2 separate regions of the Homo sapiens genome follow, and region 2 is linked to region 1. Evidence: chromatin loops called from intact Hi-C (ENCODE). Cell type or tissue: dorsolateral prefrontal cortex. All regions are shown on one strand. Each heading gives the region's core, and the rest is flanking DNA. Links, peaks and the distances in the headings are about the cores only. Region 1 overlaps NRXN3 (neurexin 3). Region 2 overlaps NRXN3 (neurexin 3).

Region 1 (16,258 bases), core at 3,653-11,652:
AGATGCACCATGTCTTCAGACACCCTTTCTGTGACACCATTCAAGCTTCTTGACATCAGAATGCAAGGCTGCAGACCTGAGAATGTACTCTAGACATTCCTTATGTCAATGCAGACTTGGGGCCAGCCATAACAACTTAAAATCTAGGTCCTTCAGCCTATATATGAATTACTGTTCTTCATATTTGATTCAAAATGTTTCAACTAATACTAAAGCAAACCTACAGGAGCAGAAACTCCTAATTTCATGGAAGAACCTCCCTTCTTTATTGAGGGAAATGGAATTACCCAAGGAAAAGATGAAAAGAAGTGAAATGTTCCTTCCTTTGCTGCTCTCATTGAATCTACTTTGACACTGAAGAAGCAAATTCTGCCACTGATCTTTTTGCATGCTTAGTATTACGTCTGTACAAGTGAGGGTGAATTTCGCCTAAAAGATTTTAAGATTCTTTCTAGCTCTAAGAGTCTCTGTAATTATTTTTCTTTTTCTCAATAAATATGTGTTGAATAAAAGAACAAATCAACAAATGAAAACATTGCTATACATGGAGCCAAAGTCATTAAGCCTATTGTATTATAATAACAAGTATTTAAGCTAAAAAGAATACGTGTCTTACCAAAATATGATTCCCTGGGACAATAACCCAAACAGATGATAAATTGTTGCAGGAAGGCAGGGACCCCGAATGGAGGGACCAGCTGAAGCCATGGCAGAAGAATGTGGATTGTGAAGATTTCATGGACATTTATTAGTTCCCCAAATTAATACTTTTATAATTTCTTACACTTGTCTTTACTGCAATCTCTGAACATAAATTGTGAAGATTTCATGGACGCTTATCACTTCCCCAATCAATACCCTTGTGATTTCCTATGCTTGTCTTTACTTTAATCTCTTATTCCCATCATCTTCATAAGCTGAGGAGGATGTATGTCGCCTCAGGACCCTGTGATGATTGCACTAACTGCACAAATTGTTTGTAGAGCATGTGTGTTTGAACAATATGAAATCTGGGCACCTTGAAAAAAGAACAGGATAACAGCAATGTTCAGGGAACAAGAGAGATAACCTTAAACTCTGACTGCCAGTGAGCCAGGCAAAACAGAGCCACATTTCTCTTCTTTCAAAAGCAAGTGGGAGAAGTATCTCTGAATTGTTTTTCTCAGCAAGCAACATCCCTGAGAAAGAGAATGCATCCCTGAGGGTAGGCCTCTGAAATGGTCACTTTGGGGGCGGCTGTCTTTTATGGTCACAGCTGTGGGATGAAATAAGCCCCAATCTCCTGTGGTGCTCCCAGGCTTATTAGGATGAGGAAATTCCCACCTAATAAATTTTAGTCAGACTGGTTGTCTGCTCTCAAACCCTGTCTCCTGATAAGATGTTATCAATGACAATGCGTGCCTGAAACTTCATTAGCAATTTTAATTTTGCCCCAGTCCTGTGGTCCTGTGATCTCGCCCTGCCTCCATTTACCTTGTGATATCTTATTACCTTGTGAAGCATGTGATCTCTGTGACCCACACCCTATTCGTACACTCCCTCCCCTTTTGGAAATCACTAATAAAAACTTGCTGGTTTTGTGGCTTGGGGGCATCACGGAACCTGCCGATATGTGATGTCTCCCCCGGACACCCAGCTTTAAAATTTCTCTCTTTTGTACTCTTTCCCTTTATTTCTCAGACCTGCCAACACTTCGGGAAAATAGAAAAGAACCTATGTGAAATATTGGGGGTGAATTTTGCCTGATAATAAATGACCAGATTAAAGGAAATAAATATCTAAATATATGGTAATAATGCAACCAATCTCCTCGGGATGAACTCTTATAGGAGGCACAAGAAATTTTAGGTACAATTCAGTGTACAAAGAAAACCTGAAAAGTGAAATCTGTAGAAAATATTTGATTCCCAAGGCAAAGGATAAAGAGGTTGTTGCTGTTATGGTAGTACTTTCTGTGTGTCAGGCAGTATCGTAAGTACTTTGCAGCATGAAATTATCAAATCCTCATTCTAACCCTGAAAGATGGGTGCTATCATTATTCTCATTTTACAGGTGAGAAAACATGCTACCAAACTTATTAAAATTATATAATAATGGAGAAAGTAAGTGGCTCAGTTGTTAACATAGCACTCTTCGTTAAAATCTTGGTGAGAGGTAATCAAGGCAGAGGAGCTGAAAAACAACTAGAATTCTGAATCCACCACTTTACTAATTTATTCTTTCATTTTTAAGATATGAATATCCAAGTAATGTGTGTTAGGCTTTTGCTAGACACTGGAGGGAGAGTGAAAAAACAAAAAAACAATGAACTAGAAAAATGTTCCAAAATGAAGGAGACAGAAACAATTCATAAGTGAGAGAAACCAAAAATAGAATTGATAAAAAATGATTTGGGAAAACATCATCATAAGTGAATTTGAGAAAAGTATCTGAGTTTTCTTAAAGAATCCTTCACCTACAAGCCTTTCCAGACAGTGGGCATAGTCACAAAATGTTCTAAGCCCTCATCATCCAAGATGGTGCCAGAAAAACATGAAAGAGCCTGGGAAGTTAATTCTTAAGGAGCTCCAGGAACCCGGGTGAAAGAAAGAATTATTCACTAACACCCTTAAAGAAAGGAAATAGAAAACAAGTGGAAGACGGTTTACAATAATAATAATAATCATCATCATCATCCATCTGGTTCTAAATACCAACAAAGCCAAAGACAGATTTCTAGCAAAGCAGAGACACTTCTTAATAATTCTAAGTGGCCAGGTCAGAAGTGACTCTAGTCTGTTCTTCTCAGCTCGATCAAAACAAGTCAGTGGACTTCTGTGACATGATAGGAATCTTGAAAAAACACTCAGACTCTTAAATTAGGAGTAAGTGGGTTTTAATTGTAGCTCTACAAAATACCAGCTGTGTGGCCTGAGGCATGTTGCTTAAAGACTCCCAGTTTTAATTTCATCATGTGGAAAATAGAGATAATGATAGAACCCACCTCATAAGTCAGTAAAGATTAAATGTAGTAATGTGTGTGAATTGCTTAACAAAGCATTTGATACCTAGCACATGTTTTGTTGCTGATAAGTACTAATAGTATTATCATCTAATTAGATTGACTGATTACTGTGGCTAGAATAATTACTAAATTTGATCAGAAGTGTTTCTTTACTGTTTTACTAATTCTCTTCGAGTGATGCATTACCGTGTGGCTTGCCTGGGCTAATGGAGCGAATGTGAAAGTAAAGTGTCACTTCTGGATAGAAACCTTTCAAAGCCAGTCAGAATTCACCTGATTTCCTTCCTGCTTCCAGGGTGACGAGCAACATTCTGGATAGTAAAGGCTCCCTCAGTCTAGGTCCCTTAACAATGATGACACAAAGCATACTCTTGCCAACCTGTGATGAGCATGAAGTATGAAGTGAGAAATAAACTCCATTCTGCTAGCTCCTGAGGTATGGGGTTGGCTTGTTACCACAACACAGCCTAACCTATTCTGACTATCCCAACAGTATTCTAGATTTGTTTTGACTTTTAACTTCTAAGTAATATAAATGCTTTCAGTTTTTATATATTGATCCAATCTCTTTTCATTCTTGTTACCTTTATGTCCTCTTCAAATGTTTCTAAATCAAGGCTGCCTGATAGATTGAAATTCCCATAGGACAAAGACTGTGATTTTGAATTCTCTTCAGGTAACAGAACTTAAAACAATGCTAAAATCAAATCTGGCATTTAATAAATGCCTCTTTGACAATGGCAATGACAGTGATGATCATAAAACCATCTTCATGATAATCTCTTTATGTCCATTCCTACTTAATTCTCACTACTCAAATAGTTCTCTCAGAAGAAAGACAGATATTTTAGAAACAACTGTCACTAAAGAAGGCATACAGGTAGGTATTTTGCTCTCTGTTTCAAACCTATTCTGAGAATAGAAAAACAAATCTTAAAGCTGATATTCTTGGATCTTGCATTAATGCTCCAGAATAAGTAACAAAACCTCAAATGTGTTCATGTTCTATAAAGGAAGCATAAAAACATTAGTCTTTATACAAGTTTTCCTTATTGGATCAGTGATGTGTAAAAACACTCAAATAATATTTGCTGGACTCAGAAATAAGCAAGAGCTAGCTGTGTAGTGTTTATGCATGCAGATGTGGTGGGCTCTTTTTATTCTTGTGGAACCCTCCAGCATTCTAAGACTTTCTTGCTCCAGTGAGGCCAGAGTGACAAGGTTGGTCAGCATGGCTTAGGCAGGGTGTAGCAGGAGGCAGAAAGGTTGGCAGAGAGGGTGGTGAACATGTGATTGAGTGAGGCAACATACTCGCCCTTTACACTTGCATCCCTTATCTCACTCGAAGAGTAGTCTGTCCATCCAGCCCCAAGGGGTGTGCAGTCCATCTCAGGATCTGCACCTCCTTCACTCCAGATAGTGCTGTCATCAGTGAGGAAAGCTCAGCTGAAGAGCTTGGACAGATGAAAAGCATAAAAGGGGAAAAGAAGACTGAAGTACTTGGGCAGATCAAGAGGAAAGTACATGAGCTCCATTGCTTTTAAGATAAAAAAGCAAAATCCTTATCACGACTGACTGTGTCCTCCATTATCTGACCCTTTCCACACTCTCTAAGCTCATCCCTCACTTTTCCTCAGCCACATTCATGTTAAGTTCCTTAAAGATCTTTGGCACATCCCTCTTTCTTAGCCTAGTAACTCCTAGCCATCATTCTAAGTCCAGCACAAATGTGCTCAGCAAAGCCTTTCGTGATGCTCCATGGCCATCCCAGAATAGAGCAGCTCTTCTAGTCATATATTTTCACACAATTTAAAATTTCCCCTTATGGCTCTTATGAAGTCAAGTTGTTAACTTTGCACCAGTACATTTATTTTAGTATCTGTCTCTAGCACTAACAATTAAGCTATATGAGGGAAGAGAAAGCATCCACTCACCAACGGATCTCCAGCACCCACTATTCTCCCTGAGACAGGCATAGTTTTCAGCAAATAACCTAAATGAGCAAGGCTAGTAGAGGGTATGAAGCACAGCATGCCTATGAGCTTCATCTCTTTTGGACAAAGCCACCTTTTTCTCCCTTCCAGCAGCTCCTTCTCTGAGGCCACCTACCCCTGCACAGCTCTTGGCCAGAAAGAATCTCAGTTGAACAGCATATTAGATGGAAGTGCCCAATCAATAGGAACTGTCCCCAGAATTGCAATATGGCTAGAGAGAGGATTTGACCTTTAAACTTCTAGGCAAGAAAGACAAGCTTTTCCTTTACTCTCCTTGGCCAAAACTACTAGAATGTGATCCTAATGGAGATTGATTGTCAAATTCCCCTGAAGGCATTTATGAAAATTTAGGATCCTAAGAATTCTCTTCATGTGCCTCAACTTCTGCATCTGTAAGATGGAAAGAATAGTACAAACCTCTCAAGATTATTTTGAGAACTAAGACAAATAATGTATGCAACAGTGTTTACCAGAGGCCTGGAAGACACAGTGCTCCAGAAATGGCAGCTATTATTAACATAATGATTCAACACATAGGATTTTAATTTTATATTATACTATAGTTACTAGGAATATCTATGTATCTACTTCTACACAATAAAAAAATCTGTAGAAATTAATGTTACAAGAACGAGGTAATATTTTTAAGTGAGGTTGTTAGCCTACTTAATTAATCTTATCATAGATTTAAAAGCATAGAATGGTCTAAGATAGATTTTCTGAAGCACTGCTAAAATAAAGAAGTATTTTAAAGACTTTTTAAATGGAAGAACATTTGCTAGGGAAAGTAAAGAGCATTAAAGACTTGGTTGTAAAAAGTTCAGTATATTCCACAGATAGTAGAGTTAAAGGGGGGCAAAGAAGATTATACTATTTCTATTTTATCCTCCTTGGTGATCACTCCATAGCTGATAATCTAATAACAAAAATCTAATCTATATAATTAATATCTCATTTATAGGTAAAATAATTTGTTATCTAATATGGCTCAGTGAAAACTCTGTTTAGCATTCTCTGGGCTTCTAATATAGATTCATGCTGAGGTTCCAAGAGATCAACTTGAAAATATGCTCTCTAATCCAACATAAGGCTAAAAATTATGAAGGCAAGATTTTGCATCTACACCAATATGTTTTCTGGAACACTGTAATGTGGCATAACAACACGCAAAGGTGGCTTTTCACTAAAGATGGAAGCCCAAATAACTGATGTGCTTCAATACAAAATCGAATTAAGAACAAATTTGTGGAGGGGAACAGTCAAAGCCTGAGACCAGAAGAACCCACAGGCGACTTCCACCTGCTCTAGAAGTGGCAGGGACAGGCATGGGGGTGGGGAGCAGGGAACAACCAAGAACAAGTATTTCTCAAAGGACACTTGCTCTTTCCAAAAGGATCAGAGAAAAGTACCATATGAGAGCATTCTCCACTCAAATAGAAAACATTCTCAAAGAGAAAAAAAAAAAACCCACAAAAATAAAGAGGCAAAGGACTAGGGTGAAGCATTTTCAGGTTTCCTTCCATAAACTTGTTTGACAAATTCCAGGATCACTCACCAGGCCCAAAGTGGCCACTATTCACAGTTGGATCCAACATTAAATCCCCAAATCAATAAACATTTTAAAGCCAACAAAGAGGGCCTTAGACACAAGGTGGAGAGAGGTTTGTTTTCATTTTAACAGGAACTTGGCTGCTATTTCTAACCCAAAAGTAATTTGCTTCTGGACTGAAAGAGAGAGAGACTTTAGATTTAAGGATAGTAATGCTGTAATTCTTAATAAACTATTGCAAATCAAGCATTCTGAATAGGGCTCGATAGAGGTGCATTCACAATCTCACTTTTCATTCATACTGTAGCCTCTCACACTAATCTCCGCCCAACTCCCAGGCAAAAGTTTCTTAATTAAGGATGGGGGGTGGACAGTAGGTGGCGATGTGGGTTAACAAGTGAACTTGAACACTGCCTTCACAGACTCCAGCCTTCAAAGGAGGGAGCAACTGATACTCCTTGTGGCCACTCTAAGGCTCAATAGAATAGAAGGAAGTGTGGATCTTCTCCGGCTTGCAGCAAGAAAATGGCTGACCCTGGAACACTGTAGAACATCAGCCCATGTCTTCCCTACTCATAGTCTATTATCTCCTCAGGTATGCCAATGCTGAAAGTATTTAAATAAAGTAAATTGTCCTATTCACATCTCAACATGGATTATACATAAAAGTAATTGTGCAGCAAATTAAATGAAAATAACAATTACATGTCATGAAATAAACTAATACTAGAGCCCACTAAACTATCATGGAGGACACAGGTTATGCTGTTTTATTTTCCTTTCTTTCTGAGGGCTCCAAATTAGAGCACCATGTTATTAAAAAAATATACATTTAAAAGACTAGGGTTCCTGAGTTGTGGTCCACAGACGAGCTACATCAGAATTACTGCACATGCTTATGAAAATGTATATCAGTCCCAACTCAACCTACTGAATCAGATGTTCTGAGCATGGAGCTGAGGAAACTACACTTTGGCCAGCTTCTCATTTAGGCAATAAAATTGCTCTTTATATCTTATACTTCACTGAATAGCCTCCCAAGAAGGAGGTGAAAACCTTTTGAATAACAATATTTATAGTAAAGGCAGCAGCAAAAGCTGGGATTTATAAGGAGAAAGTTGTTTTTCTGTCTCCCCTTTCCCCATCATGGCAGATAATAGAATAAGTAACATTCTCTTTCCTTTTTTGCTTTCATGTTGTGTCTTGCCTGTTTCCTAAGTCTCTGTGTTCTGGAAAATTTAAACATCTTAACTGTTTCTAGTGCATATGATTTTAATATTTATGGGTTTTAGATGACGTAGACACATTTTGAAAGAGACCTTAAAAATTGATTCAGTGTATTCTGTGTGCCAGAGCAAGATAATAAGCTTGACAAATTATAGGGCACCCCCACAGTGCCCCTACACATAGTACATTGGGGGACAATCAGGATGCCAAAAACCCTGTAATTAGAGGTGTTGTGGCTGGAAGGAGTCTTGATTACAAAAGCCTGAGAGCCTGTGCAAGATCATTTCTTTTTCTAAGAGAGGATCACCTTACTAGATAAGAAACACTGCATTTTCTACATAGCATAGACTTAGAGTCTTTGAGGGACAGGGGCCCTCTATCAATGTTGTACTTACTTATATTACATTTTTAGACCCAGCCACTTTGCAGAGTTTCTTTGACAAATGAAAGTCTTGGATAAGACCAAAGAATTATAAAGTTGGGACCTGTACATAGCTGAGTCTCCCAACAGAAAGTGCAGTAGGGAAAAAAAGCCTATGTATATAATAAACTAGAGCAATAGCAACAAAATAGACACAGTGGGTGAGAAATATAACAATTTCTCATCACTTACTCCCTCATCTCATTCAAAAGAGATAGGGACAAAAAGAAACTGGATGCCAAGTGCCCAGAGCATAGTGTACAAAGAACACAGATGCCCCACAACCTGAGTCCTAATAGCCTCTGATAATAAATCTCATGTCCCTGTGTGGGAGCCTGCCTTGCCCCAAACCTATCGCTTCCAATTCCTTCTCTGAAGATGTAACCAGCCCACTGCTGCCACCGCCGCCACCAGCCACCACCAACTGCAGGAGCAGCTGGTCGAATCCGTTTCAGCAGAGAATCTTAGTGAAGTGCGTAAATCCCATACGGGGTGGCTGCAAGCAGAGCTGTCATCAGCAGAGCTGAGCTATTTTTGGAACCATCTTAACTGATTGTCCGCCACCGCTATTCTCTACTCCTGCTTCCCTTTGCCGGTTCTCTCTCTCTCCCCTCCAACCTAAGACGCCCAAGACTGACTGATCAATAATATGATAAAAAGCAGACAGCTGAAGGGAACTGGTAAACAACTGACATAAGTAGATAGATACAGGAGTGATACACAATACAGAGAAGGTGATTAAGGCTAGGATGTCTTTAGCAAGACAGCCTGTAAAGAATTCAGGCATCACAGATGGACTGGGGGTGGGTTGGGAGGAGGAAGGGGAGGGGAAGAGTCTGCAACACAAAAAAAAATTCTCAAGGAGCATCCTCTCTCTCTTTTCTTCCCACTGTAGGCTGTATGTCGGTTCTTTATTTAGCAGGGCAGGGTCAAGTGTTTCATGCACAACTTGCTCCTTAACCTTCCAAAGCTTGCTGCTTTCAACACTGGTGTGTGCTGGTAGCCGCAGCAGTATCTGCACAATTCAGGTTATTAGCAAGAAGGCAGAGGAAATTCAGGAACACAGTTCAGGAGACCCAAACATATCAGTCCTCCTTGTACCTGAGTATCCAAAAACGAAGCTTTGTTCTCAGTGGTATGTTTAAAAAGGAGCCTCCTCACCTGGTTACCTTAGTTGCCAGGTAACACTGCAAGGGCCACGCAAGCCAGCCACTCAAAGGCCAGCTTCCCAGGAGTTAGCACGAATGAACCTGCTTCATTTTCCTAAAATAATGCAACTTTTTGCTTCAGCTTTTTAAGTCGGTTTGCCTCTCTGACCATTACTTGCATTCTTTCTTTCCAATCTCTTAATACTAGTAGTCAAGTAAAATAGACCAGTATTCAGGAAAGGGATTTCAAGGCAGAGGGACCCAGGTGCCAAGTGAGTCATTTATCCCCCTCCATCTTTCTTCTTTGTGCCCACCTCACCTTGAACAAATTATTCAACCTCTCAGCTGCCGGAGGAAACTTTGCAATACATAACGGAATCACATCACTCATTTATTTATAAATGTTTCCTCAAGCTTCCTGTCGCTCCTAGAATAAGATGCAAACTCCTTACCTTGGCCAGCAAGACCCTGCCTGATCCTTGCATCTTTTCCCACCACCACCCCTCCCTTGTTCACTCACCAGCCATACATACATTCTTTCTGTCCTGCAAACCCACCTACTGTGTTCCCACCTTCAATTGGCATGACCTGTAACCTAGCCTTACCTTCTGCACAACATATTTTCCTAGGAAAATTATGCTACTTATTTGTTGAGTTGCTAATGACCTGTCTCCTCTAAAATATAAGCTGTCTTGTTCACAACTACATTATCAGCACTTAGAAATATGGGTGCTCAATAAATAGTAGATGAATGTTTTTGAATGCACTAAGATTCCTCACTTCAAAGGGGAATAATAATACCTCTTTGGCAGGGTTGTTGGGAGGACTAAATAAGAAAAGGAATATAAATTGTTAACCACAGTGCCTGGAACACCTTAAAAACATTTAGATTTTTTCAGATTTGAAAGCCACTTCCTACCATTTTAACCACCAGAAACAATTTCCCTCTACCCTGATAGTTCAAAATCTTTGAATCTTTTTCAAATATTCTCTTCAAGTAAGTCTCCAAATTTTCCTGACCCAAGATTCCCCATCTTGACCAAGTTCTTTTGATGCTTTTCTTATTAAAATAGTCTTAGGAAAGCAGCAAAGTAAAGAATTATTTGAATCTCTCAGATTAAGTATGGGAACAAAACCAAGCATTCAGTCTTCAGTCCAAGGGATGTTCACCTTGCCATGCCTCAAGGGTGGATGGACACACTGCAATTCCCCTAGAGATGACAACAGGAGACTGCGGAAATGAATGGTCTGTAAACTTCACAAAGCTAGAAATCTTGGAGGCTTCCTGGCATTTATGGGCTCACAAAACCAAGGCTCTAAGGGTTCCTGAAGGAAGAGGTCACTCAAAAGACATGAGATCTTAAGCAATAGTGAAAAGTAACACAGTCAGGATCACTGAACACTTTAGAGTACTAATTACAGAATTTGTTAAAGAACCCTGAAAATAAGCTGTTTTACTTACCAAGCAATAGAAATAGAACTTGGGAGAGACAAGCAAAGGCACAGCCATGACTAACTTGAGCAACTCTCCTGAAGCATGGGGAATAGAGGAGCCTCAGCCTCATGGAGTCTATCTCCAACCCCTAGGTTACAAATCTTCAAGGGCAATAGCTTATGTCTTCCCCGGAAAGATGTTTTATGCGTGAAACTTAGATTGTAAATTCCATGTATACCAGACCTGCAGATGACTCTACAACTTTTGTATTTTACACAGTGCCTGGTACAGCTTCAACAGGATCAATGTTATCCAACTGACATCCAAGCTCCTCTTCAGTCCTACATAACAAGATGAGTTCTCTAAGGAACCAAAATCACTGAGTCACAGGGATACCGATAAGAATACTCAGTTTTCTATGATTCCAGTATTTGGCATTATTATTATTTAAACCACAGCTGAGTTCCATTTGTTTTTGACAGTTAGCAGGAAATATTCAAGGAGATGTCTTTTGCTTACAATGGTGCCTGCCTTTGATCTAGGCACTTTTATGCATTAATTAACCCTCTTGTCCTCCTCCTTTACCCCACTCCCCACTGAGAAACATGCTGGTATTGGCCTACTCTTGTACACCAAGGCACAGAGAGGATTTGTCCAAAGCCGACAGCAAGAGAACTAAGCTACACTTTCATGCTTACTTAGCCTAGTTGCAAAATCTCATGCCATGTGCCACCTTAAAATCAGCTGTTAGTTTAATTATGAAATACCTGAATGCTGTGTAATTACAGCTGTTTCTCATGAATTGCTGCCTCCTTATAAAGTAAAACATCCAGCTAAGTAGTAACACCTGGAATCTGGAATTATTTCTTTCTTTCTTGGCAAGAACAACTAAACAGAGTCGTTGATTGTATCAACATCTTAGGCAGACTTCTTGAAGTAGCCATCATTACCTTTGGCAGGTTTAAGTATATGCAACCAGAAAACTTGACAACCATTTTTGATTCAAGAGACAAAGCTCTTGAATTTGTCTCTTGCATTATTATTATTTAAACCACAGCTGAGTTCCATTCGTTTTTGAAAGTTAGTAGGAAATATTCAAGGAGATGTCTTTTGCTTACAGTGGTGCCTGCCTTTGATCTAGGCACTTTTATGCATTAATTAACCTTTTTGTCCTCCTCTTTTACCCCACTCCCCACTGAGAAACATGCTGGTATTACCCCACTCTTGTACACCAAGACACTAAGTCTTTTTCGACTTAGAAATAATTTTGTAAAATATTTATTTTGAAAGAATTTTTCATTTCAAGGTCAATGGAGGTAGAAAACCATCTTGCAGAAAAGAATTTCATATGTGATCCTGAACAAAGGCAAAGAATGAGACAGAACAATTTTATCGACTTAAATGAGGGTCCCACTATTTATTAAAAAAAACTGTGAATAGTGATGGTAATTACATTGATTTTTGCTATTACTAAAGCAAAAGACAAAGTGAATTGGGACAGCACTGGCATTCCAACCCACAGGACTTTTCAGGAAATGGAGCAACAGATGTTGATATTCACCCATGAAAACTCTGCTAAAATTGCAAATGAGTGAAAGTGCTATTGTTCTGTTGTTGTTTTTTTTTTTTTTTTTTTTTTTTTTTGACATGGAGTCTCCCTCTGTCACCCAGGCTGGAGTGTAGTGGCACAATCTTGGCTCACTGCAACGTCCGCCTCCTGGGTTCAAGCAATTCTCTGCCTCAGTATCCCAAGTAGCTGGGATTACAGGCGCCTACAACCACGCCCGGCTAATTTTTGTATTTTTAGTAGAGACGGGGTTTCACCATCTTGGCCAGGCTGGTCTTGAACTCCTGACCTCGTGATCCACCTCCCAAAGTGCTGGGGTTACAGGTGTGATATTGTTCTATTCTTTTTCAGTGAGAATCGTGGCTTGCGTCATCAGTTTTCTAATACCTGCATGCTATAATTTGGAAATTAAAAGTCCAAGCCTTATCACCAGCTTAGGCTACAAGAGTAAGTTACGTGACCTTGGTCCCATAAATAGTTTAGTGAAAAATACTCCCACTACCTTGTTCTATAAGAATGTAGCAAGTCACTTAGTAAAGTCATCAGCTTGCTCCACCTTCCATGTCAGACCAAGATCTATTTCTCACTTCTTTTTATTAAAGTTCCCAAATCAAGAAGTATTCTTCAATGTGTAATTTCTGATCGTAAGAATATGTGAAATATTTTAAATATTTGCTAAGCATTTGATGATACTCAGTAAAACTTCCATTGATGTCTAAAGTAACATTTTTCCATTGTTGTCAGATGAATGAAGTTGAATGTGGCATATAAAATGGAAACTCTTGTGGATATGGCAGAAGATGTGATTAAGATTCATATTTCAAAAATATTCCCTTACAATATTTGCTGCTGCCAACTAGAGAAGAGATTCAAAATGCTTAAAGGAATGCATTATATCTTCTCAGAAAATGAAAAAAAAAAGAGCTCCTAAATACTATTTTATTATTAAATAATTTTCTTTAAAGCTCCCAGGCCTGTGGCATTATATCAGTTACAAATAGGAAACACCAAGAAAAAAATGAGTATACTAATCCTGATTTAAAATTTAAAAAAAGAGTAAAAACCCCTGTAATATCTTGTGCTAAGACGAGGCAGGAAAAAAATGCCCTATGTTACACAATGTAATCTCTTACTCTTCATTTTCCTGACAAATTAAAATTTTGGAAATCCTATGTTAGCAGAGATGCTGCATTTAGACATCTTTAATAAAATTTTATTCAGAATCAAACATAAATTGAGAATTTGTAACAAAATCTAGGCTGACAAGTACCTTTATCATATCCATAAAAATGGATATGAGAAGCAAATTAAGATATCACCAGTTTGTCAAGCCTATTTACCTTACTTATAAAAATATTTTAAGCATGCTACGAGTAACTTAGATATTTTATTTTAATCAACTAAAATGATAATGTCAGCCTTATATATTCCCAATAGCATTTATTGGGATGGAGATAACACACACACGCACCCATACACATCTTGGGCGAGTTATTGTATGTATTTCGAAGCAATTTTATTTTTTAAAAAATCCATGATATACTATTTTATGAATTCAGACTGATTTCCCCCTCTGGCTATCTGAAACTGTAACAGGTTACTCTCTCACAGAGTTTTCCTCTCTTTCGGCAATTCTTAACAGAGCACAGAATTTTGTTGCATTCATGTGAAACATTGTTATCAAATACCATTGCCTAGAAAACTACCTTGTCTTTTAAGGCAAGACACTCTAATTAACTTCCCTGAGCTGAACTTGATTCTGTTAGAACCATTTTCTCACATTCTACTTAACTGAGGCAAAGGACTTGATTTTTTGAGTCAAATTAACTCAGGGTGTTTTATTTAGATACTGGCAATTCTCTTTGGATTAGTGTTTTTACAACCATTAGCAACAAAGGATTTAAAATAATTTTATTTTAAAAACCTTCAGAAAATTACAATATAGGACTAGATGCAATATTTTTCTGTAAAATAAACTTGAGTTGATTCTTTTGGGATTGGATAAAATAATTTTTTCCCCCAGTCTACAGTATTCAATTAACTGATGAGTTTTGGGCTTCTAGACATCCATAGTGAAACTAATAGTTGAGCTATTTTACCCGATTTAGCAATTGAAGACCATTGACTATGGTGAAATCCTCTCTATAGCTCAAATGACTAGACCTATGGATCCTTAACCCCACAAGTCTTACCACTAATACACTGGTGTCATCATTTCTTCAAATATGGTTCAAACAGTGTGATTTAACTGTCCCTCAACTGAAACACTGGCTTGCTTCCAGTTTAATAATGGTGAGTTGGAATTTATAAACATTTACATTTTGACATGAAAGGCTGCAGATAACCTGCGAATTTGCCTCCACAAGTGACTAAGAACAAAAGAAAGGATGATTGTAAATCAGAAAGAGAATTTAACTCACTTAAAATTCTGATTATAGATCAGTTTAATGGGGACAGTTCAAGATAGAGATAACAGTCCCTTTCCCTTCTCAACCGTACTGGTGTCTTCCTATTCCTCAAACACACCAAGTATGTATCTTCCATAAGCCCTTCACCTTTGTCAATGTCTCTGCACAGAATGCTCTTTCCCAAACCCTTCCAAGACTAGATCCTTCTCATCATTCAAGTATCAAATGTCCAAAATTCAAATATCATTTTCTCAGAAAAGCTTCCAGGGCAGTTTTATCTAAAGTTATACTTCCTCCCACATCCAGGCATTTACTTTACTCTGTTTAATTTTATTTATTGCATTTGGCATTACTTGAACTCACTTAAGTCTTTATGCATTCACAAATGTTAATGCAAATCTTATAAGGAGAGAAACCATGTTGGTCTTGTTCAGCATTGCATTACCAGCATCTAGAACTAAAAAATGCTTTAAATGAAGAGTTTTCCAAACTTCCATGTGCCTATTGTTTGGAATTCTGGGTAGCTAGTCTGCTTTCCAAACATAATTTCTACAAATGTACCTCTCTTAGGGTCCTAGAACAGGGATTAGCAAACTATGGCCATTGGGCAAAATCTGTCCTACCACTTGTTTTAGTAAATAAAGTTGTATTGGAACTCAGCCTTACCAATAAGTTTAGACATTGTCTATGGCTGTTTTGTGCTACAAGAGCACAATGGAGTAGTTGTGACAGGGCTATATGGCTTTTAAATCTAAATATTTACTATCTGGCCATCTACAGAAAAAGTTAGCCAACTTCTATATGGACACTTTAGAGTGGACCACCAACTCTCCAGTTCTTAATGAAAATATTCAGATATGAAGTTTATTTAATGCCAATTACTCTAATGTGTGAGATGAATATTTAAGCAAGAGCCTCAATATTGTTAGTTGAAGCAACATTCTCTCCAAAAGAGAGTGTGGGTTGAAAGTTAGACTGCCTTCCAAACACGTAACATGCCATCAATAGAATTGCTCTCTGGTAGCACTTGGATCGATAATATTGAACTATAAACTAAGTGGTGATTTAGAAGGGAAAGCTAAACTAACATGTAATCACATAAAACTATGGTAAAATCCTCATCAATAAACAGTTGCTGCCTGCAGGTAATTGCGACATGAACCAACACTAGATGCAGAGAGTCCAAGTAAACCCATTCTTTGTTACAAATCAATTTGAATAGAAGAACATTACCAAACCATAGCACAATGAATGTGTGCCTTCAAAGGCAATGGCAATAAAATCAGATACAACTATGTATGCTGTTAAATAGAACAAAGTGTTCTGTAAGTACAAGAAAACGCTGTTCCATGAATGCAAATACTATATGAGGTCTAGCTCAGTTCCCCAAAGGGATGTTGTCATTTTCCTCGGACACTGTTTTGAGTGAGGCCTGGCCATGAGGCTGAGACAGCTGAGTAGCTCAGCATGTCAGCTCCCACTGCAGTGCCCCAAATCAGAAGGAA
Region 2 (16,258 bases), core at 3,725-11,724, 220 kb after region 1:
CTATAGAATGGCTATTTGCTATAAATGAATGGCAATAAATGAATGGCATCTACTGTAGCATGGTTATCTACTATGGCCAATTCTTCATGCCATCTGTGGAAGGGAGTGATGGAAGCTAAAACATGTTAGCAAACAAGTCAACTGACAATTTGAGTCATCAGAAGCCAGTGGCCAAAAAGAATTTTTCACACGTTAGAGATTGTCAAAGGCCTTTCTTAAGTAGTTATCCATTTTTAAAACAACTCTCCCTTTCTACTGAAAAGAGAGAAGGGTTACTGAAAAACTCTGGAGACTAGAACTCTAAACTCTCATGAAATCTGAGTTCTGTAGCCTGAGAGGGAGGAAAACATTGAATTAACATACATAATGTATAAAGGAAGGCAGTGATGAAATAATGCTCAGGCTTTGGAGTCAGAAAGAATCTCAACCTTCCTTAGAAGTCATGTGATTTTCAGCAAATTACTTAATCTCTTTAAGCTTCAGTTTAGCCATCCGCAAATTAGAGAAAAATAATAATTTATAAGTCCTGGGGTTTTTTGTAGAGACGAAGAGACATAATATACAGAAAGCACTGTGCTGGGATCATTAGTAAGTAATTAATAAATGGTACCAGCTTATTAAAAATTGCACTTTAAGTCTTAAAGCAAAATAAGTCATATCAGTTACTTCAAAAGAGCTTAATACAAAACCACAACAACTTTTAAGATAAAGCTTCTGCTTTGCAAAGTTTACCAAATGAAAGCACGGAAAGGTCAAGAAATACAAAATCCAGAATGTTTCTCCCACAGATCTTGCCAACAAATGGTTTTGTGTCAGGAAAATCACTTGCTAACCCTGAGTGCTTCTCCTACTGCGTGCCCAATCACCCTGCACTCACAGAGGTGCTCTCTTTGTGCCACTTTAAGAAGACACTTTAAGAGGCAGTATTCATTGTAAGCTATAAGAAAGAGCAGATGTCAGTGGAAGACTATTCACTTTTCCTAGGATTCCTTTCTAAAGCTCACGATTGCTTTGTGGGACCAGAAGAAGAGAGAAGAATCCTCTGATGGATCCCCAGACCCCAAACGCATGTCCTTTGGCTATAGTGAAATGGATCTGTAGTATCACAAAACAAAACAAACAAACAAACAAACAAAAAACAGGATGAATTTTACATAATAAAGTACTTCACTTCCATAAACCATCACAGAACAGAAGATCTGTGAAATGTGGCATGAGATATACCAAAGTACCTTTTCACTGTTCTGCCATGGCCATTTTGGAAATATGTTTGCTTTATTGTTCCAAGTCATGGGTGTTTTGTCTTGGGTGAGAATTGAGGACAAGTGAATGCTATTTGAAAGGCTAGTCAAACTGGCAGCTGGGTGGGGAGCAGGGGGACAATATTCTCCAAGTTATCACTCACTCTGTAGTACCATGGGGCATTGATCCAGCTCTATCCCATCCCACCCCTTCACTTTAAATTATGAACATAACTTCCTTAGTTGCCAATCAGAAAATCCTCATCTGACAGAACCAATGTCTTAGCACTAACAGGTAGTAAGCATATACCCTCTATGTAAATCTTTGACACATATTACCTTACTAATAGGTAGTAAGGTACTAATAGGTACTAATACCCTCTATGTAAATCATTTTGGTATATGCTTACTACCTATTAGTAAGGTAATAAGTGTCAAGCTCACTGTCACAAATCCAAATGTCCAGCTTCATTTCAGAGACATTAGTCCATCTTGCTTGAAAGTGTCAGTAGTTTCAAAGCTACAGCAAACCGCAGATGCAAGTGAGCAAATACATCAACCGAAACACATAGGGCATCTAGGTGAAAGTTAATTATTCAAACAAGGACGACAGTACTTATGTACAATTTAATGGGAAAAAATTACACTAATGCCTCCTAATTGGGCAAAAGATTGGTATGATTGAATAAAAAATTAACAAATGCTTTCTGAGGGAAATGTTGATTTATTATCTCCAAGAACATAAGGTAAAGAAAAGAAAACCACTCTGTTAAATGTGTGTGGGACTCTTGCAAGTGATTTAAAAATGGACATTCATTTGTAATTAGTGTATTTGTTATTTGAATAAAATAATTGTCCTGAAGTAGTGAAGATTGGTAGTAATTTACTGATTTGATCCGATAGAATAGGCTGACCACTTTCTCTTTTTGTTTTATAAATCCTCCTCTCAACCTACATGGTATAAAGGTAAATTTTAGCTTAACATGACTAAATTAGGAAAATACAGAATTAGTGCAGTCAAAACTAAAGGGATTTTACTGAAAAAAGAAAAATGCTGTCTTATTTCTTTGTGCCTCTCATCTAGAAAAAAAATGAATGCTTTGCATTCATGTGGACCATGCAAGAGCCAACAGAGCTTCATCAAAATATCCCTCAATGCTCTAGATCTTGGTATTTCTCTGTCTTCCTAGTCCTGTAATGAGACTGAACTTGGCTCATATTCAATCTTCACCCCAGCCCATATTCTTTCTTACCCCAACAGCTCATACCACAAGGATTAAACATTCCTTTAAAATATTGGTTGATCCTTCTGAAGCTGGAGAGAAAGATTGGAACTTCCAGAATCATAATTCCTCCTCTCAAATTCTGGAGACTCTTAACTTGTTTGGTCCTTCCTGGGTAGTTGAGGAAAGCTCTTATCTTGATCCTGGTTCTTAACCTATGTGACACTGGGCAAGTTATTTAAACTCTCTATGTCTCGGTTTCCTCACCTATAAAATAGGTATAATAATATAATAACTGTAGCTCTCACCTGAGGTTGTAGTAAAGTATAAATGAAATTATACATGGAAAGCATGCCAGATCAGAGCCTATAGTAAACACTCAACAAATCATCATCAGCAGCAGCAGCATCATTATTTTACTTGAGTTTCAATATAATTTCCAGCACCGTAAACACGACAGTGCTTTCATCTTCCTCTATATTCTGATTCTCAGATGCCAAGAAACACCATCCACTCTGGGTGAGGGTCTGCCTGTTTTGTCAGTGATTCCCCCTTTGGCCATATCTGCTGTTCTATGTGGTCGTAGCCACCAACTGGGCATGTACCTCTGATAAAAAGGCATTCATTTGCTAGCTACTCTGCAGTGATGTGTTTACTGTGAACAAAGACGTGAGGGAGGAGGGGGAATAAATCAGAAACAGTACAAGCAGGTTATTTTTCTAGCTGCCTAACACATTATCTGCATGCAGCTAAGGATTGCGCTATCCAAATATTACATAAAGGGCCAGGGAGACACCTCAGTAAACATTCTATCTGCATTTGTCTGAAATAATAAAAAGTGTCCCAAAGTTGGAATCGCTTCAAATGCATTTGGTGTTTTTCTTCTTTTTTTAGACCCTACCATTAGTATACCAACCCACTAATTGATTCTCAAGAGTGTAAAAACAGGTAACTTTATGCCTGTAAAATAACTCCTAGCCCTGTTTCACCTACAAGACAGTATCTTAGCCAGTTTGGGCTGCTGTAACAAAATACCATAGACTGGGTGACTTAAGCAGCCAACATTTATTTTGCACAGTTCTGGAGGCTAGGAAGTCCAAGATCAAAGTGCTGGCAGATTCGGTGCCTGGTGAGTGCCCTCTTTCTGATTTGTAGATGGCCATCTTCTTCCTGTGTCCTCACATGGCCGAGAAAAAGGGAAGACTCTTGTCTCTTCCTCTTGTTCTAAGGGCATTATATTAGTCCATTTTTCTACTGCTGTAAAGAACTACCTGAGGCTGGGTAATTTATAAAGGAAAGAGGTTTAATTGACTCACATTTCAGCATGGCTTGGGAAACCTCAGGAAATTTACAATCATGGTGGAAGGCAAAGAGGAAGCAAGGCACCCTCTTTGCAAGGCGCCAGGAAGGAGAAATGCCAAGCAAAGAGGGCAAGAGCCCCTTATAAAACCATCAGATCTCATTAGAACTCACTCACTATCACAAGAGCAGTATGAGGGAGCAACCCCCATGATTCAATTACCTCCACCTGGTCTCTCCCTTGACACATGGGGATTATGGGGATTATGGGAATCTCAATTCAAGATGAGATTCGGGTGGGACACAAAGCTTAACCATATCGAGCACTCTTCTTATAATCATTTTCTTATCCCATAAGGGGGCTCTATCCCCATGTCCTCATCTAAACCTAATTACCTCCCTACCTACCTCAAATACCATCACATTGGGGATTAGGGCTTCAACATATGAACAGTGGGTGTGGGAGGGGGAAAAACATTCAGTCTATAGCAGCAAGAATAAATGGAAAATTCAGAATATAATTTTAGAAGCAAGGCCGTCTAAATGAAAAGGTGACAGGTAACAGGCTCCTCAATCTTTCCCTGATGTCCAGTGGCTTTTGATTTCTCTAACATCCTGTGACCCTCAACTGAGGGAGAGGAGGAGCTCTGTGGAGAATACTAACAGCAGGCAAAGACTTCTGACTTCTAGACGATGCTCCTCCCTCCCTGATGGAACTCCTCAAGGGGATAGTCTCGGATGCAACAGTAATGGGTTTGAAGGTCAACTATGTACATGTCCAAATCAACTGGTAGAACACAGCCATTGCATTAAGGGGTCATACATAAAGTCACAGGAATAATCAGAGGACAAAGAAAGAAGCAAAATTCCTAAAGTTCTAATAATGCCTTATTTTAATTTCTACAGAAGTCCTCTTTTATTTGGAGCACAAAAATTTCTTTTTTTCTTTTTTGGCACCAAAGCACTAAAAAATGTTACCACCAGTGGCTGCAACTAACAGGGTATCCTTGAATAAAATCAGTTAATTTTTCTGATCCTCAGTTTTCCTACCATATAAAGAAGACTGCATTACTTCATGGATTGTTTGAAGATGAAATGAGATGATGCAGATGTACAGAACACATGGAGGAAGCTCGCTAAGGTTTGTTCTCCTGGGAGAACATTCTCTCTCAGCTGTTTTCCAGCCCTGATGCTCAGCGTGTGCACTTCCAGAGTCAGCATTCACAGAATGCACAGTTTTCCAGAGGGACGGTGACTGCGCTGCATGTAATTTCAAAGCTGGTGCGCTGACATTGCCCTTCAGCTAACTTCCAGCACACTTCAGGCCTGTGTTCTGTGCTCACTGCCTTAGCATTGCCAGTGTAGGTTTGCGGGGTAAATATGTGTCAAGTGGCAAAACTCTTCCCACTAAAGATCTAGAGAAGAGAGAGCTTCATCAAATACATACCTTAGCCCACAGCTTGGCTTTTCATCTGTTTAGCTGCTGAGTTGTTTTGTTTTTGCCACATCAAAAAAAAAAAAAAAGGTATAGCACAACTCTGTAAGTGGTGGCCTGGAGAAGCTTATGTGCATTAAGTGTGTTAGGCTTGAAGTTTTTTGTCTTCTGATTTATATGTTGATAAATTCCTGCACCTGAACAAGGGACTAGTTAAGCCAGACACATGTTAACACTAACACAAGTACAAATAACTTTTCGGGTGCTAACTGTAAAACAGTAGACAGAGAAGATGGGGGTATGGAGATACATAAGAATGATTGATTGATAAATAGATAGATAGGTGGATGGATAGATGATGAATAATCGTTGAAAGATAAATAGGTGATAATTGATACAAAGTTGGTGCAAAAGTAATTGCGGTTTTTGCCATTACTTTCAATGGCAAAAACCGCAATTACTTTTGCACCAAGCTAATAGAAACTAGAGAATAGATGATAGATAGACAGATATAGATATAACTTTATATACATTTTAATATGATATGTACACATACTTTGTACGTATGTTTTGTAACACAGATGCTTAAAATTAAGGAAACAGTGATCTTCTAGTCTAACACCTCACATTATAGACTGAAGAGACTGAGGCCCAGGAAAGTGAAGGGTCGAGCTCAGGTCACAAAGCAGACTCCAAGAAGCAACCCAGAGCTTCTTCCTTGTTTGTGCATTCCCCATCCCATTAGAATAGGGCAAATGAACAAGGAAAGGATGAGAGAAGAAATCTGACCAGCCAAGAATCATCTGTCTCCTCCTGAAGGGATTCAACCTGGGTTTTGCAGTAATACCAACTGGGCCACAGGGATTCTAAATGTTCATTCTGCAGGACAGCATGTCCTATAAAACCAGCCCCAGCCATGGAAAGCCTGGCTGTAAACCCCAGCCCTAAAAACTCTTAACACTACCATTTTATGGCAAAGCTCACATGTAAGACAGAGCCCTATGGGTCATCTCTATGGGTCACGTGGGATGGAGATGTGTATTCTCTCCTGCTCCTGTGAGCTCCTCTCTTTTGGTAGCCACCCAATGGGGAGTGGCTGTCAGCAATTTCCTTCCTCCAACAGCTGGGAGGTGGTTTTCTGCAGTTAGCTGCCATTTGTAGCAATTATGTGTATTAATCATAGCCTTCATCCTGATGGTATTCTTCAGGAAAAAAAATATATATACATATCAGGGCTTTTGTTTTTTAACCAAGCTGCTTCCTCACTCAGAACAGAATTTGGTAGTAGCAAGAGAAAAAGAAAATAATCAGAGATTATTTAGGTTAGTGCAGTGGGGGGTGAGCAGGCATGTGGGGACACTGGGCCCACTGAAAGCCAGGAAGTCGATAATGCAACTTGGGGACAGTAATATCCTAATATTACAAACACATGGAGAACTCAGCTAATTTGTAACGATGGCATTCATTCTTTCATTACATATTAATTCATGTATTCAAACATTTATTGAGCCCTTACTATATGCCAGATTGCATATTTCTTCTAAGAACTCCAGTTGTGTTTTAAGAACAAAACCAAAGGTAATTAGGAATTATTTCAGAAGCAGAGTGCATTATCTCACATCACCCTTGCCCATCTGTGCCCTCTTGGGCCTATCATTCCCTCATTTTTTATTTATCACATATTTATAGCAAGAGAACTCTGAAGCAGAGAGCTATGTGTGAATATTCACTGGTGAACAAAGCTGCATAGGGCTTGTCCTCATCAATCTTGCATTGTAGTGAGGGAGACGGCCCTCAAACAAAGAAAAGCCTACAGATGGACGTAACTTTGAATCGTGCTAAAAACTCCGTGGAGACAAGATCAGGGTGGAATAAGAGGAAAGAGAAAGTAGAAGGAGCTAATTTAGATGAAGAATTAAGGAAGCTCTTGAAGAAGCAGGGTTTAAACGGAAACCTGCAAATGAGTACGAGTTAGCCTTTGGGAGGGGAGGGAGAGCAGAAAAGAGCTTGATGAATTTGAAGGCTAATGGGGCAAATGCACCAAGAGTAACAAGAGAGCAGTGTAAGAGGAAGTTGCAGAGGTGGCCAAGTGCTACCTGCTGGGCTTTGCAAACCTTGCCAAGAAGTTTGGACTTTATCCTAAGAAAAATGGAAACCATTAAAGGGTTTTAAGCTTAGAGAGACAGGGTATGATTTATACTTTAAAAAGATCACTCTGGCTGCTATGTAAATAATCCACTGGAGGAGCTGAGTGAGTCAGGGAGACTATTGGTAGGCTTCTGCAGTTATGCAGGTGATGAGTGATGGCGGCACGGACTTGGATAGTGACAGTAGAGATGGAGACATGGGGATGAATCTGAGGGTTTTGTTGATTTGTTTTGTTTTGTTTGGAGATGATCTTGCTTTGTCACCCAGGCTGGAGTATAGTGATTTAATCATAGCTTACTTCAGCCTTAAACTCCTGGTCTCCAGTGATCCTCCTGCCTTAGTCTCCCACCTCAGTCTCCTGAGTAGTTAGGACTACAGGCATATGCCACTATGCCCACATCCAACTAATTGTTTTGTTTTTTTTGGGGGTAGAGACTGTGTCTCACCATGTTGTCCAGGCTGGTCCTAAACTCCTGGCCTCAAGCAATCCTCCCACTTTGGCCTCCCAAAGTGCTGGGATCACAGGCCTGAGCCACTGTACCCATCCTGGATCTTAGTTTTTTTGGTTATTGTTGTTGTTGTTGTTTTTGAGATGGAGTCTCACACTGTCGCCCAGGCTGAAGTGCAGTGGTGCGATCTCAGCTCACTGCAAGCTCCACCTCCCGGGTTCACGCCATTCTCCTGCCTCAGCCTCCCAAGTAGCTGGGACTACAGGCACCCGCCACCACAACAGACTAATTTTTTTTTTTTTTTTTGTATTTTCAGTAGAGATGGGGTTTCACCGTGTTAGCTAGGATGGTTTCGATCTCCTGAACTCGTGATCCACCCACCTCGGCCTCCCAAAGTGCTGGGATTATAGGCGTGAGCCACCGCGCCCGGCCCTGGATCTTAGTTTTAACTGAGGGGTAAAATCAATAAATCTGTTCAATCTTTGAGCCTTTATTTGGCTTACTTATTACAAAGCAGCTAAAAGTAGCTGCTTGGCCTATAGTGAGACTATAGTGAGGACCTAATGAGATAAAAGTTCAATGGTATACATGTAAGATATTGTTATTATCATGGTAATATGACCATTGTGATTCTATCCACTTCCAGTTGTTTCAAAACCTCAACTTGTAAGGGACAATTAGCCTAATCTAACCATGGAAATACGAGGAGCATCCCTACCTTCGTCAAGATCCCGGTGGAAGTGGGTAGAGGGGTGCATTTAGGCTCTGTTCTTCCCGGGCCTAACACCATCCCACGGCAGAAAACTGGGCACTGAAGAAGGCTTAGTCATGCTTTGAGGTCCCTAGAGTTCCACTAGCTGCTGAGCCCCCAGCTAGTCTATTACCACTATAGTGCCCTAAATTGCATCATAAGGGCCCACAAGAGTTGTTTCATTACCTAATTTGCTGTAGGGAGTGCCTTGGGCACAATTGACCCAGAAAATTGCCATCCAGCATAGCCTTATATTCTTTAAGAATTCCCAGAAACAAAATAATGCCCCAAGAGATCAACAAACTTCAAGTGCAAAATATGTTTTCTGTGGGGTGATACAGTTGTATGTGTATATATAGCAAAATCTTATTTGAAATGTGAAGTCCATGGAGGAATGATTCAACCTTTAAGAGCCCACAGGTCTCAAATGTTTGTCTTTTTTTTTTTTTAATTCTACAATGTGTTGCATGCTTTGCCTATTTTAAGAAGCAGAGTATGTTGGGCATAATTTGCTTAATTAATAAAATGTTATTAATCCCATATTCTGGGTTCTGCCATCATCTTTTTATATTTTCTTGGATAAATCATCTATCTTTTCATATGTAAAAGTAGGCTTTTTCACTAGATTGGGGCTTCACAAGATCTTTTTAGTAAACAGCCAATTTTGTTTTATTTTGTTTTTTAGATTTTTCCATCCTTTCAGATCAATACATGCCCTACTGTGAAGAACTACCAGCTCATGCCACATATGACTCACCAAGTAAGTTTTAAAATGCTGAACTGTTTGACACCCTCTTGAATGAGACCAGTCCACTCTCCCTCACCTGTGTGTTCCCACACATGGAATTACTACAAAAGTGCTTAAATGCTTACTCTCAGTTTCCATATTTATATCCTTATGGATTAGTAACAAACAGCTCTTGGACGGCACTGATGTGCAGGAAACACCTTGAGCAGCCCTGAACTAGATAATCTCTAAGCTACAACCAACCCAAAGAGTCTAAAATTGTATGATCTTCATGAATATCAATTATTTCACTGGTGCTATAATAGAGCTTGTAAGAGAGGTTGGTGCCTGAAAGTCCTTTGCTTGAGTTCTCCGTGATTTCTGAGTGTACTTTTCTGGTTTAAGAATGCACTTGGTTTTCTTAAGTTCTCTTGAGGTTGTTGCTTTTGACCTAAAAGATTCTGGTCTCCTGAGCTATGTATGTTCTGTTAGGATTTCCTTCTGTGGTCTTCCTTGGGGTACTTCTGTCCCGGCTTTATTTTTCTCACTCAATGAAGATTTGACAACTTCCAAAGTTCTCCACCAATTTCACTTGCTGTCTCTAACCCTCCCACCTGGTATGGAAACTAGACCCTAAGTCCTCTGGCTAGCTCTATTCCTTTCCAAGGGAAAAAAAAAAAAAAAAAAAAAAAAACTATGGTTGTGAGACAGTTTTCTCCTCTTGCTTAAAGACTCTGTGCCCCCTTTTCTCTGGCTAACTTGAGATTCACAGTTGCCTCGGAAGTTCCAAAATTCCAATAGCTAGATAAAGGGCTTATTATTTTCTTACATTTCTTTGAATAATGAATAAAAATGAGATAATGGGGATAATTTCTGAACAGTCTTCTTAATACAAAATCTAATTTTAAAATTTATCAAAATAATGAAACATGTAAAAATATGTCTCAATCCTGAGAGTACTTATTTCCTGAACCAGTCACTTTTACTTTTTAAGAATAAAATATAACTACTAAAATGGCATAAATACTAAACAAACACTAGTTATCTTTATATCATACAGCCTCAGATCTGGATAAGGAATGGCAGTAAATCCACTTAAGAACTTAGCGCAATTAAACAAGTTAAAGGAGTCAGAGGGACAATATATTAATAGCAAGGAGGCTGATTGGCAAGGCAGGCCTTTGGTCAAGGACTTGCTTTCTACACAGCAAGGATTTGAACTGGCAGACCACAGAAATGGAATCATCTCTGGTTCCTGCCAGTTCTAACATTCCATGATTATGTGATATGACACTAAGGTTCATTTCACTTTGAGGAACCATGCACGGGAAATAACTATACAGGGAAAGAAACCAAGCAACAGCAACCAGAGACTTGCTGTAATTTTAGCAGCTGGTTTTCCTTAGCTTTCTCACCACCACAGAACATTTTGTTAGAGGCCTACTTGAGTTTCCACAGCTAAAACTGGGGATGGCTGCCAGAGAGAAAAACCTGCAGGAAGAGTTTCAGTATGCAGGAATGAGAACAAAGCATTACAGACAGAAAAGAAACAATACAGAATAGCAAATCTCAACTGAGTACCAGACTAGTTCAAAAATCTAAGCCCTGAAGAGTGTAAGTAATTTTTCTAAAGCTACAAATCTGGCAAGTGGCAGAGCCAAAATCCTGGTCAGTATGTTCAACATCAGTGGGTTGAAACACTGCACTGCATTGCCTTATCCATACAAAATTTTGCACATGTTTTCAAGGGGCTCAGAGATCCCAGGTTAAAAAATATTTGCTGGGAAGTACAAACATTGATCTCTTTATCAATATAAATCATTCTTTCATATGATTGAAAACCACTATATTCATTACTCATACTGTACCTTCTACAGATGTACACATATATTTTTTGACATTTAGTTCTTCCCTCACCAGCCATAACTAGAAATGAAAACATGTTTGCAATAGCCATTCTCACTCCATTTGTAATCCTTTCAAGACCCAAAGAACTAAGAAACTTGATCTCAGATCTTTCCAGAATTTAGAGTCTACTAAATGATATTTCAACAGAAGATGAGGGTGCTATGACAATCCAACCAACAGGATGTAAGAAAGCAAGTTTAAACTACAGCAACAACTTAGAGAAGGGTTTTCCTCATGCCAAGTCCATCAGTGATGTCCTCTGGACCTCAATGTACCACGGTCTTTTGCAAAACAGAAAGCTGTTGGCCACCAAAATGCCCCCACTTTCAAGTCAAAGAGCACACCACGCCCTTCTGCATACCAAGATTTCATGATTATATAATGATGCAATAGGAGGTAATGAGCAGATAGACGTCTTGGGTTTAAAGAGTAAAAATGAAAACAAAAATAAACCAATCTTATCAACAATTCAAAGGCACTTGTCTGGAAGAATCTGTAAGTGACTGGCAATATAAGTAAAGATCTAAAGACCTTCTGAAGTCTCAAAGCCTAGAAGACTTTCTCTGCACCTGCAGATTATTCAGTAAGAAGATAGGGTGCTAGTAAAGTGGGTAGAAATTGGTGACTCTGAAGTTTTTCATGTCGTAGAAAGGAAAGAGTCCTGTCTAGGGGCTAGAAAATCTGACTTGCAATGCAGCTGCTGACACTTACTTGCCTGATCTTGGGTTCAACTTCTCTGAGCCCCTTTAAAAATCTGCAAAATAAACATCAGTGTCTAGGCCCTACCTGTCTTCATAGGGTTGCCTCACCCTCCAAATGAAAAAGCAATGTATTTGAATGTGCTTTGGAACTTGTAAGTCATCATGCAAATAATTGCATTATATATGTATGCTTTCTGGTATATCCATAAGTGATTCAGAGAGAAGGAAAAAAAAAAAAGAGGAGGGAAAGGAAGTACAAAAAAGAGAAGCTATAGAAGGGAGGAATGGGAGAGAAACCAGGAGGAGGGAGAAACTGGCATGGAAATGAGGGAACAAAAAGAACGGAAGGGAAGTAAATAGAAACTGGTGCTGGTACAGTAACAAATAAATCCCCCCAGCATGACAGCCTTCTGCTGAAGCATTTCATTTTCCCACAACATAATGGTGTGTTATTGCCCATTATCTGTTCTGTCAGTGCCAGAGTCGATATTAAATGAGGGGCAGCTGCATTTAGCTGCCATTTTTCAGCTGTCTTCACGTTGCCATGGAGGCCCGGTTGTTTCTTGGTGAACCTGCCAGGAAAGCAAGGAGGAGTTGGGTGGAGGGGGAGCAAATGCTGCATGGAGTTGGGGTGTCAGGGAGGGAAGTGAGAGGAAGGCCAAGGGCCAGGGGCAGGGGAACATGACAAAGGAGAGAACAGCATGGAGCTGGCTTATCATTCTCTGCTTCCACCTGATAAATCAGTCATTTCCAAAACACAATCTATATTCCAGTGGTCCTATGCAGCAGATTCTCCTCTGCATTTCCTCTCAACTCATATTCTACAGCAGCTGAGTGGATGTGGAGTTCCGAGTAATTGTAGATTTCTTCCTTCAACTCCTTCCCTTTCTCCCCACACCTGCCCCCCATGGTTTCACCTGCACCTTGGTGTCAACCTTAGAGAATGGCTTTGGATCTCTCAATCTCCAACATTCAGAATACAAAAACCAGTTTCATCAAGGACATCAATACCTGGGCTCTGCCCAACCTGTATGTTTTCTCTAGAAGGTATTTGGTTTTTTCACAGAATCATCAACTACTTAAATCTACATAGGGTTTTAGAAACCAGTGAGTGTTTCCCCATTACAAATTTTAATATCAAACAGAGACAGTTTGCAAATAAGAGAAGGGGACCTGGCATGAGAGACCAGCACACACCCCAAGTGATGAGCCTTGAGGACCTAGAAACCTGATTCTTTGCCCAAAAGGGGCAGCAATGCTTACGCCCTTGGAAGAGCAGGAGCCTGGTTGGCCAGATCTTAGGATTTTTCAACAGAATCCAGAAATCTATTTTTGAATAAAATTATTTAGCTTTGAATAAATAATAAAAATGAACTTATTATGGAAGAAGCTACCTCAATTGACAAATTTCCAATTTTTAAACGTTGGCTCAGCTTTTTAAAATATTTCCACGTGCTAGTTGCATGGGCTGTCAGTTTGCAGCTGGACTTAGTCCAACATCATTTTAAAATGAGGCTAAGAAAGGCTAAGATACTTGACAAAACTCTTCACCTTCCCAAATGTAACTTTCCATTCCATAATCTAATTTGTCACTTTCTTTCTCTCTCTCCTCTCTCTCTCTCTCTCTCCCTCCCTCTCTCCTCCCTCTCCTTCTCTCTATCTCACATTCTGTTACATAGTAGAAGGTAAAGACAGCTGTGAATTCACTTCTTCAAGGATCCCTGTTTGCTGGTACCATGCATGGACTTGCATATGAGGTAAACGTTTTCCAAGATCCCTGAAAATTGTGTGCCAGGTATCAGAAGGAGATCACAGGGTATTTTCCTGGCAGCCCAAGCCCCATTAGTACTTGTGCCTGTAGTGCCTTTTCCACTACAAGCATACTTTTGCTGGCTTTTAATTACCAATTATAAAAATAAGCAAAGTGGTAATTTATTGAACACTTACTAGGTGCCAAAAAGTATTTAACATGTACTTTCTGATTAAATTCTCACAAGAACTCCTGGAGTCATATATTATTATTACCCCATTCAACAGATGAGAATGCTGAAGGTCAACCAAGGTCATGCAGCTAGTATGAGATCAGGCCAGGAATCCACTCACATCTTTCAGAGCTCAAAGCTCAAGTGCTTAACCACTAAGTTCTACCATCTCCCTACAAACTAAGAAAATCACAGAGCCTACTTTCATGATATCCTATTCATTTCCTTCTTAGTCCCAAACTTTAAAGTAGTGTGACCGTTTTTGCCAGGACCTGGGTTTCTCCATCATCCTCCTAAACAGTAAGTTTAATTAATAACATCTTTCATTAGAATCCTGGCTTTACTTTCCTAAGTTTACTTTCACCTGTGCCACCTCACCCTTTTTTTTTTCATGGAGGTTATCTCATGATATCTGCCTATCTCTACCCTGCCCTTAACTACTTCCTCCTCCAAATGACAGCTAGCATGATCTTTCCACGTGTAAATAGGATCACATGATTCTCTTCCTTCTCAAGTCAATCAAGGTCTCCAGCTATTAGTTTCAAGATGAATCTCCATCCTGACTGAGCTATTCAAAGTCTTTCTGATCTTATTTACTTCGTGACCTGGCCCAGCTGTGCCCTGAATCCTATCCCCATTCACTCCCTCCCAAAGCATACTTAATGCCCGTAGTATTAACCCACCCATAGCTTCCCAAATATTGTAGATTGCTACAAGCCTCCCTATGCCCAGCCCTTTTTCTGGAATACCTCTCCACCCCCACCTTACCAATCTGTGTCCTACTCACACTTCCCAACACAGTTTAAGCTTCCTCTCCTCCAGGCAGCTGTAGTGATCCCCATGTCTAAATCAGATACCCCTTCTCTGAGTGTCCTCTGCCCCAGGGGTAGCACTATGGTAATAATTATCATATTACACTGTAATCTTCTCAGAGGGGAGCGACCCAGGCTAGGCTATTCAATTCTGCATCCTGGAACATTGTGCATTGTCATTAAATGGTTATTGAGTAGATTACCCATCTCAGTCGACAAAGAAATAAGGTAATTTCTAAATCTGTATATATACCCTTCCTGGCATTAAATATAATGGATCAAGTGACACTGAGCTTAATAAGAAGGTTTTCCTTGTTGGTACTACACCCTGTACCAGGATTCCTAAACAATGTCCCACTAGTGAGGATTTAGTGCAGCATATACACAAATATGTAAATAAATACAAATCTGTATAAATTAATCTATTTATGTGAAAACAGTAAAGAGAAATGTTTTAATACACAGTGATGTTTGGGCTATATTCTACAGAGTGGCTTTGGATGATAACCATGGTAGCATGTCTCTCTTTTGGCTGAAGGTATATCTAGGTTAGGGTTTTCAGAACACAACTGACATCTCTTATTCTCCATCCAAGCATCCTTAAGTGGGGGTGGGAAGTTGTAACATTTCAGACCCACATCAAAGACTCCGTTGTGTCCTCTGATGCCAGTGGACAGCAAGTGACTCCTATCCCAGACCTATGCAGGCTAAAACTACCACCATCTCCGCCAAGACTCTCAGAGTCCAACTTCTGTTTCATGTCTCTGGTTTTCTTTATACCTTAATATTGTTTTCTTAATACCTTAACATTATTTTCTTAACAAAGGGCCATTTCCCTCCTGTCTCCATTTTTAAACTGGAAAACTTAGAATTTTCTCACATCACTTACACACTAACCAACTTCTCAAGTTCCCCTAACAGCTACACTCCTCTTGCTTTATGGTGCAAAAGAGCACTTAGAAATGTTCCTACCAGTCAACTCTTCTACTCTAGAATGTTAAAAAGCCTAGGCCAAAAAATGTCACTGAGGGGCTCTGTGAATATCTGAGGATGTAAGAGGGATAGACTGCCATTTCTTTAAGTAGACACACACACACATCCACAGAAACCTTAACACAGATCGTGGAGAATAGCAACATAGTATGCCTGGTTCTTCCCTTACTTATCAGAATGGAACTGTTCAGTTTCACTCAAATAATAAATTTGGTAGGAATAAATCTCATCTGAAAGCTCTCCATGATAAGGTCACAAGAATAAACACTCTTCCCTCTACACATCTGTATCCTGAGTCTCTAGCACAGCACCAGGCAAATAGCAGGTGCACGATAATAGTATTGACCCAAAGAAGGCACTGTGGGGACTTCCAGACTCATAGCTGGGCCAATGACGAAGGAGAGGACTGAGCCAAAGGAGGTGAGATCACTGTGTCAGGGAAGCGGATCAAAGCCTGGGTTTGCCTAAAGAGACAGTTGTCCTGCCTGAGTTCTTACACCTTGGTCCTTTAGGATTAATAAAGGAGCCAGCTCAAAGGGGGCAGGCCAAAAAGGATCAAATGCTTTCATGGAAGCTCAGCGGGAAAGGA

What was found. Peaks named below come from ENCODE experiments on the same cell type or tissue, not always from the same donor. Only the 100,000 strongest peaks of a DNase experiment are listed, where the experiment ranks them.
Region 2: a loop joins it to region 1, with 2.4 times the contacts of the local background. A loop is called at or near these places in 2 of 110 quality-filtered maps.

What each region holds. Positions count from the first base shown.
Region 1 is chr14:78,827,699-78,843,956 of GRCh38, reverse strand. The region is part of intron 10 of NRXN3 (neurexin 3); the gene reads right to left. Among named protein-coding and RNA genes, the nearest start is that of NRXN3-AS2, 130 kb to the right of the region's middle. In dorsolateral prefrontal cortex, for the core only: CTCF peaks have their summits at 6,721 and 6,920 (motif pointing right); DNase peaks (open chromatin) are centred at 6,936 and 8,636; H3K4me3 peaks cover 510 bases; H3K27ac peaks cover 5,046 bases.
Region 2 is chr14:78,607,288-78,623,545 of GRCh38, reverse strand. All of the region lies in intron 4 of NRXN3 (neurexin 3), which reads right to left. Among named protein-coding and RNA genes, the nearest start is that of NRXN3-AS2, 95 kb to the left of the region's middle. In dorsolateral prefrontal cortex, for the core only: no CTCF peak of the experiment used is centred there; no DNase peak of the experiment used is centred there; H3K27ac peaks cover 4,941 bases.